Linked DNA regions of Homo sapiens: region 1 is linked to region 2. A link is a contact called in ENCODE Hi-C or POLR2A ChIA-PET data. All regions are on one chromosome and are shown on one strand. The core of a region is the stretch at or near the end of the contact, and the rest is flanking DNA. Distances in the headings are between cores, read along the strand shown. Region 1 holds the start of FEM1A (fem-1 homolog A). Region 2 holds the start of ADAT3 (adenosine deaminase tRNA specific 3).

The links. Hi-C counts contacts between places; a loop is a spot of excess contacts on that map. ChIA-PET counts read pairs that join two places held with the same protein, here RNA polymerase II (POLR2A). Pooled maps may share reads with other maps.
Region 1: a loop to region 2 is called in a pooled map, with 2.0 times the contacts of the local background. The contact joins the promoter of FEM1A here to the promoter of ADAT3 in region 2. A Hi-C loop is called at or near these places in 1 of 50 pooled maps. POLR2A ChIA-PET finds 5 or more read pairs at or near these places in 2 of 52 experiments (GM10248 and HEK293).

The regions. Positions count from the first base shown.
Region 1 is chr19:4,789,975-4,794,263 of GRCh38, reverse strand. FEM1A (fem-1 homolog A) reads right to left here and starts at 2,530. Exons shown (of 1, transcript NM_018708.3): 1 at 1-2,530. The coding sequence starts at 2,409. The coding sequence ends at 400. It overlaps LOC124904620 (a long non-coding RNA gene), which reads left to right and starts at 2,972. Exons shown (of 2, transcript XR_007067103.1): 1 at 2,972-3,066. RefSeq lists enhancers at 906-1,562, 1,850-1,909, 1,563-2,219, 2,440-2,709, 2,220-2,877.
Region 2 is chr19:1,902,935-1,906,853 of GRCh38, reverse strand. ADAT3 (adenosine deaminase tRNA specific 3) reads right to left here and starts at 1,455. Exons shown (of 2, transcript NM_138422.4): 1 at 1,415-1,455. SCAMP4 (secretory carrier membrane protein 4) reads right to left here and starts at 1,455. Exons shown (of 7, transcript NM_079834.4): 1 at 1,415-1,455. RefSeq lists enhancers at 952-1,041, 2,062-2,121, 2,402-2,461 and silencers at 1,202-1,351, 1,402-1,731.

The sequences.
Region 1 (4,289 bases), core at 1,281-3,780, 2.9 Mb before region 2:
GGACGAGGGAAGGCAGACAGTCCTCAACTTCTTCCTGTGTTTCTAGCAGGGAAGGAACGCAATGGCTTCAGTCCCTCCGCCTCTAGGTAACAAGGCAAAGGCCTCCCTAACCCAGGCAGACAGGATGTGGGGAAGGTCTTGTGTCTTTTCCTAACTCAGAATGAGTGAGCGGGCTCCCGGAGAAAGACTGTCCTCTTAGCACATGACCCCGCAGGCTTCTAGCACCAAAGGCTCGCTAACACCTCCGACCCTGTCTGCAGGTAGAGGGGATGGGAGGCAGAACCCTTCTCCTGATTGGTGCCTGAAGGAGGCAAGAACGAGCATCTGCTATGCCGCAGCCGGATTTCCCCCATCTCAGCAGGAGAGGGGAGAGGTGAGGGTGCAGGCGTTCTGGGCAGGTCAGTGCAGTTCGATGAACGCCTCCAGATCTTCCGGGATGAAGCCCTTGTAAGGGATCTTGTTCTTATCCAGGGCCCGGGCCGCAAGGCACTGCAGGGTCACGTAGTTGAAGGGCTGCATGGTACCCCTGGCCAGCAGCTTCTCGTCCAGCAGCTCGTAGGCCGTCTTCTTGAAGGCATTGGTGGCGTCCATGTGGGCCCCTGCTTCGATCAGGGCATTCATGATGGCCGGGCAGTTGTTCTGGGCTGCTATGTGTAGCGGGGTGTTGTTGTCAAAATCCCTGCTGTCCGGGTCGGCCCCGCAGTCGAGCAGCACTTTGACCACGTGCAGGGAGGGGAATCTGCCCACGGGATAGCGGCCCACGTTTGTGGTGTCCTTGTCCACAGCCATGTGCAGAGGGGTGAAGCCGTTCTTGCCCCTGGGCGCGCACTTGAGCAGGCGGTAGACGGTCTGGTGCTTCAGGTGCTCCTGGCTGGGGGTGCACTCCACTTTCTCCAGCAGGTAGAGCAGGTGGAGGATGATGGCCAGCGCCTTGGTGAACTGGGCTGAGTCTCCGGGCTCCCTGGGCAGCTGCAGGGCCCGTTCCACTTCCCGGACCCCTTTGGTGAGAACCCCCATGAGGTCTGCAAAGCCGATCTGGGTGCCCAGGCTGCCTTTGGCGGCCCGGTCCTGAAGCACGTAGGAGAAGAGTTCCGCGAAGGAGAGGAAGCTGCTGGCGGTCATGGGGCTCAGAGGCTCCAGGTTGCTCTGTTGCATGTCCAGGGCGTACTTCCACAAGCGGATGCAGCGCTCGAAATTGCCCGAGTCGGCGTACACGGCACCCCTGTAACGGATGTAATAGGAAGTGTCCGGGTGCGAGGGACCGAGGATGCGCTCCCGGATCAACAGGGCCTGCATGCGCATCTCATCCGGGTCGGTGATCAGCGCCTCCAGCTCCTCGGTGGTGTTGACCTCCCTGGAATAGTCATAGGCCAGGACCAGCTGTGGGGGCTCCGGTTTGGGCAGGTACTCGCCCCCCTGGTGACGCAGCTCCATGGCCCGCCTCCAGTGTTTAAGGGCCCCAAGCAGATCTCGTTTCTTATCCACATACGTAGCTCCCAGCAATTCCAAGGCTTCCACGGCAGCTTCCCGGCTGGTGGGACAGCAGCTTTCGTAAGATTCCCCGTTCAGTGGTTCCTCTGGGGAGGAGCTGCAGCACGGAGCCCCCTGAGGCTGCGCACACCCCTGGCTGGTGGAGGGGTCTTCTTGGGGCAGCCCAGGCTGAGCCTCTCCCCCTGCGACCTGCTCCTGGCCGGGCTGCTCCTGGATGAGGTACTCCACGATGTTGGTGTGGCCCGTCACGCTGGCCGCGAGCAGCGGGGTCATGCCGTAGCCGTCACGTTCCATGCGGGCCTTGCACCCCAGCAGCAGCTGCAGGATCTCCAGGCTGCCGGACTCGGCGCAGTCATGCAGGGCCGTGTTGCCCTTGGCGCTGCGCCGGTTCACCTGGGCGCCCTGCTCCAGCAGGTAGCGGGCGATCTCACGGTGGCCCTTGTAGCACGAGATCATGAGGCACGTGTGGCCGTGCCGGTTGGCCACCTCCAGGTCGGCCTGGTGCTCGCCGACCAGGTAGCGCACCACCTCCAGGTGGCCGTCGAAGCAGGCGGCGCGGAGAGGCGTGGAGTTGGTGCGCGTGGTGCGGTTCACCGAGGCCCCGCGGCGCAGCAGGCTCCGCACCACGTCCAGGTGGCCGGCTGCGGAGGCGGCCCACAGCGGCGGCGCGCCCTCGATGGTCTCGCCATCGAAGTGCACCGAGCCACCGGCCTCCACGCTCGCGCCGCACCGGTCCACCAGGTACTCCACCACGTCCAGGTGGCCGTAGCGGGCGGCGATGAGTAGCGGCGTTCCCCCGCCGGCCACCTCGCCCGTCAGCTCGTCCAGTTCCTCCCGGCTCCGGCCGCTGAGCAGCTTCTGGAGCAGCTGCAGCTTGCCATCACGGGCGGCGTTGTACACGGCGGTGCGGAGGTCCATGGTTCGGGCCTCCGCCAGGCCATGGGCCGGCCGCCGGGGGACGGGGAGACGGAGGATCAGAGCCCGGACGGGCGGGAGGCAACCTTCACCGTCCCCCTCGCCGCCATCTTAGGGTCTCCTCGGGCGGAACAAAATGGCTGCCGCGACCCGACGGATGGCAGCACGCCGGGAAATGGAGTCCTTTGCGCGGGCCCACTCCATAGAACAGAAAAGGAATCTTGGGGGCTCAAGACTACACTTCCCCAAAGGCCACAGGACAGCCCCTGAGAGCTGTGAGCGCGCGGCATGGTGGGAATTGGCGTTCCAGTCGCAGCGCATGGCATCGGAAGCTAGCAATTTGAGGACTACAATTCCCGTCATGCAGCGTCACACGACCTAGCTTGTGGGAACCGGCGAAATTTGGTGACGTACTTCCCGTGGCTATCTCTGCGTCAGAGCGTATAGAAAAAGCAGGCGCGATACCCTTAAGGACTACATTTCCCAAAAGGGATCACGAGCGACTCTGAGCCAATCAGGACCGAGACCGAAGGCTAAAAGCGACTAGAGGGGACGCGTCTGTTTTGGGCTTGGAGCACGGGCAAGCGGCCCACCGGCAGGGGGCGCCCGGAGGAGGCCGAAAAGCTGGACGGGGCGAAAACGTTTTGAGCTGGGAGAACGGTAAAAAATGACGCGCTCACTTCTTATTCTCACATTCATATATTCATTTATTCATTTACATACATTTATGTATATTCTAGTATGTGTCAGAATTTCCTTCTTTTATTTACGTATTTATTTTTATTTATTTCTTTCAATAACTTTGTGGGGTTTTTTGGTTTTGGTTTTTGTTTTTGAGACAGCGTCTCGCTCTTGTTGCCTAGGCTGGAGGGCAATGCCGCAATCTCGGCTCACTGCAACCTCTGCCTCCCGGGTTCAAGTGATTCTCGTGCCTCAGCCTCCCGAGTAGCTGGGACTACAGACATCCACCACCACGCCCGGCTAATTTTTGTATTTTTGGTAGAGACGGGTTTCGCCATGTTGGCCAGGATGGTCTCGAACTCCTGACCTTGGGAGATCCGCCCGCCTCAGCCTCCCAAAGTGCTAGAATTACAGGCGTGAGCCACTATGCCCGGCCTGACGTGCTGACTTCAATTCCTTTGGATAAAGACCCAGAAGTGGGATTCCTGGATCACCTGGTAGTTTTATTTTTAAATTTTTCTTTGGAACTTCCATACCATTTTCTATAATGGCTATACTAATTAAAATTACCATCAGTAGTGTATAAGTGTTCTCTTCAAATCCTTGCCAACGTTTGTTACCTTTCGTCTTTTTGATGATAGCTATTCTAGCAGTTGTAAGGTGATCCATTCCCTGGCATTTTTTGACAACAATGAATTATATTATGAAAAAGAAATCTTTGGTGACCCGAATTCTTTATTTTTAAAGTTTATTCGAGGTGTAATATATATACAATAAAATGCATTTTTAATAAAGAGGACAGGTTTGGCCGGGCAAGGTGACTCACACCTGTAATCTCAGCACTTTGGGAGGCTGAGGTGGGAGGATTGCTTGAACCCAGGAATTCGAGACCAGCCTGGGAAACATAGCACATCTCTACAAAAATAGAAAAATTAGCCGGGCGTGGTAGCGTGCACCTGTTGTCTCAGCTACTCGGGAGGCTGAAGTGGGAGGATCGCTTGAACCTAGGAGGTCAAGGCTGCAGTGAGCCGTGATTGCACCATTGTACTTCAGCCTGGGTGACAGAGGGAGACCCTGTCTCTAAGATAAATAAATAAAAATAAATAAAGAGAACAGGTGTGACAAACATGCAGCTATGTAGCCAGTATCACAACCAAGATGTTCAACAGCGTCTTCATTCAGAATTGTTATCTCATGCCGGC
Region 2 (3,919 bases), core at 206-2,705:
TTTGAGACGGAGTCTCACTCTGTCGCCCAGGCTGGAGTGCAGTGGCACGATCCTGGCTCACTGCAAGCTCTGCCTCCTGAGTTCACACCATTTTCCTGCCTCAGCCTCCTTTGGGAGTAGCCGGGACCACAGGCGTCCACCACCATGCCTGGCTTTTTTTTATTTTTAGTAGAGACAGGGTTTCACCGTGTTAGCCAGGATGGTCTTGATCTCCTGATCTCGTGATCCACCCGCCTTGGCCTCCCAAAGTGCTAGGATTACAGGCGTGAGCCACCACGGCCGGCGCTACACGTATGTATTTTATTTATTTATTTAGAGACAGGGTCTCGCTCTGTTGCCCAGGCTGGAATGCAGTAGTGCCATCACAGTTCACTGCAGCCTCAACCTCCGGGGCTCAAGCAATCCTCCTGCCTCAGCCTCCCAAGTAGCTGGGACCACAGACATGTGTCACCATGCCTGGCTTATTAAAAAAAAATCTTTTTTTCTTTTTTTTGGAGAGTGAGTCTTGCTAGCTTGCTCAGCCTGGAGTACAATGGTGCCATCTTGGCTCACTGCAACCTCCACCTCCCAAGTCCAAGCGATTCTCCTGCCTTGGCCTCCCCAGTAGCTGGTTTTACAGGCGCGTGACACCACGCCCAGCTAATTTTTGTATTTTTGGCAGAGATGGAGTTTCACCATGTTAGACAGGCTGGTCTCGAACTCCGGACCTCAGGTGATCCACTCGCCTTGGCCTCCCAAAGTGCTGGGGTTATAGGGTGAGGAACTGCACCCAGCCGTCCTTGTTTCCACGGAGTCGATCCTCTGTTTCTGGCCACCCTACAAGGAGGCCTTCTCTGCAAGACAGCGGGGAACCTCGGTCCTCGGGGTAGTGTGTGGGAGATAACTGGGGGCCTGTGATACAAAAACCTGAAAAACTCATACTCTAGGTAACGATGAGGAACGATGGTCAATTCTGGGGATGTACCAAGGCCTAGGGGAATCTCCACATAAAGGCGAATCAGAGCTGGGGAGGAAGGACGCGAAGGCTACGGAAACTCGCGAGAGCGCGGTTCAGAGGCAGGGGACTGCGGGACATGACCTGAGGAAGGGCCACCGGAAGCAGCTGGAGGATACGGGGTCTCCCGCACCGACCATAAGGGCGCACACGCGCAGAAAGGCGCTAGGCCCGGGGGAGCGCGGTCCTGAGGCTTCCCCCAGGCCAGCGCCGCGCGCGCGCGCGCACGCGCATTCGCGCCGCCTCCCCGCGTCGCCCACCGGCCCGCCCGAGACGCGCGCGAGGCTGGCCTGGGCCCCCCGTTTTCTCCCCACAAACGGCCGGCGCCCCTCACCGCCGAGACCCCCCATGTCAGCCCCTACTCCCCCTCTGGGGAAGTCTGAGCCTGGAGAACCCGAGACCTCGGGGCCGCGCGCTTACCTGAGGGATCCGGGCGCGAGCGCAGCGCTTCGCCAAGTCTTAGCAACCGGCCCGGCCCAACCCACCTCACCCCGCCTCGTCTCCGCCTGGAGCCGCGGAGCACGACGGGAGCGTAGTTCCAGGGGCGGGATCTTCGCCAGGCCAAGGTGGGGCAAGGACTACAATTGCTAGTAGGCACTGCGCGCCGCCGCCTCGCCCCGCCCCGCTCCGGCACTGCGCTCACATGACCTCCGGGCGGCGGGAGGGGAGGAGAGGCGGGGCCGCTGCGCTGGGCGAGCGCTGAGTTTGCAGGTTCGAATCCCATCAAGCGGCCAGGGAAAACTCGGAACCCGGGGGATCTTTGGAAGGTTAGCAGAGTGGGAAGGATGAGGCAGAGGGGGTATATGACACCCGTCCCCTGAGTCCGGGATGGGGCCAGGTTCCAGTTCTGCCTGTTACTGCACTCCGGCGTGGGCCGCCCTCAGGTTTGAGTTTTCTCACCAGTAACGTAGGTGAAGAAGACCTCTTGCCTCTCCTGGGCCAAACAAGCACATTTTTTTTTTTTTTTTTGAGACGTAGCCTCAGTCTGTCACCCAGGCTGGAGTGCAGTGCTAGGCTCACTGCAACCTCCACCTCCTGGGTTCAAGCGATTTCTGGCTAGTTTTTGTACTTTTAGTAGAGAAGGGGTTTCACCAAAACATGCATATTTTATGAGCAATTTGTTACTCCTTCCAGTTGGACAGGTTTAACCAAGTGGTTCTCAACGGGAGGGAATTTGTCATCCCCTCCCCCAACAGCTTGACAGTGCCTGGCTGTAACCAGCTCAGGCTCCGATGCCAGAGTCTTGACAAACCAGTAAGGAGGAAAAAGTGCAGTGAAAGGAAGGTGACTTCCTTTCAGAGTTCGCAGCAGGGAGGCAGCTGGTTTAGGCCTCCAGAAACCCCTTCAAACTTGAGGCTGGGGTGAGGGGCTAAAAAAGGGGAACTGGGAATGGTGGGTGTGCAGGGGAGGTGCTGATTATAAGCTCTGTGTGTTCATGAATTTTGGTGGCTTAAAAGCGCAGGCTGGCCTCATCCTAATAAGGGCCGGGTTGCAGACCACCTTGAGGAAATCTCTGGGATTTTGCAGGTGGGTCTCCGTGCTTGGCCTGTCTCCAGATTAGCTCTAAAACGTTCTTTCTTTTTTCTTTTTTTTCGAGACAGTCTCGCTCTTGTCACCGAGGCTGGAGTGCAGCAGCACGATCTCAGCTCACCGCAACCTCCACCTCCCAGATTCAAGTGATTCTCCTGCCTCAGCCTCCCGAGTAGCTGGGATTACAGGCACACGCCACCACACCTGGCTAATTTTGTATTTTTAATAGAGATGGGGTTTCTCCATGTTGGTCAGGCTGGTCTCAAACTCCTGACTTCAGGTGATCTGCCCGCCTCGGCCTCCCAAAGTGCTGAGATTACAGGCGTGAGCCACCGTGCCCAGCCTGTTCCTGGAACTTTTAGGTAATCACATAATTAGATGCATACAGTTAGGTAAACCTGCAGAGTGTGAGGGAGTTTATGGTGAGAAAGGGGAGGACGTGTTTCAAAGAAAGTGCATTTCAAGGTCGGATGCGGTGGCTCATGCCTGTACTCCCAGCACTTTGAGAGGCCAAGGTGGGTGGATCACCTGAGGTCAGGGGTTCGAGACCAGCCTGGCCAACATGGCGAAACCCCATCTCCACTAAAAATACAAAAATTAGCCAGGCATGGTGGCAGGGGCCTTTAATCCCAGCTGCTGGGAAGGCTGAGGCAGGAGAATCACTTGAACCCGGGAGACGAAGGTTGCGATGAGCTGAGATCGCACCATTGCACTCTGTTGCCTGGGCGACAGAGTGAGACTCCATCTCAAAAAAAAAAAAAAAAAAAAAAAAAAAAAAAAACAGCATTCCAGGAAACTATTTCGCTCTCAGTTGCTTTCTTTTTTCCTTTTCTGAATAAAAACTCAGACTGCTGTGAGTTTCACTTTTTCTTTTTTTAGCTTAAATACACATCTCTCCATCCCTGGATGCCTCATGCAAACTAGCCAAGAGCCCCTGTTTTGCTGATTTGTTTTAAAAAAAAAAAAGACAGCCTTTATTTGGTAAGTCATTAAATCCAAAGCCCAGATTCTCTGCATCTAAAAAAATGAATCTAGGCCAGGCATGGTGGCTCGTGCCTGTAATTCCAGCACTTTGGGAGGCTGACACATGAGGTTTGCCTGAGGCCAGGAGTTTGAGACATGCTGCCATCTCTGCAAAAAAAAAAAAAAAAAGAATTGCTGGGTCCGGAGGGGCACTGAGTAAGTGGGACAGCTGGGACAGCTACTCAGGAGGCCGAGGTGGGAGGATCACTGGAGTCCAGAAGGTCAAGGCTGAAGTGAGCTATGATTGCGCCACTGCGCTCCAGCTGGCTAATTTTTGTATTTTTTAGTACACCATGTTGGCCAGGCTGGTCTCAAACTCCTGACCTCTGGTGATCTACCTGCCTCAGCCTCCCAAAATGCTGGGATAGTGCG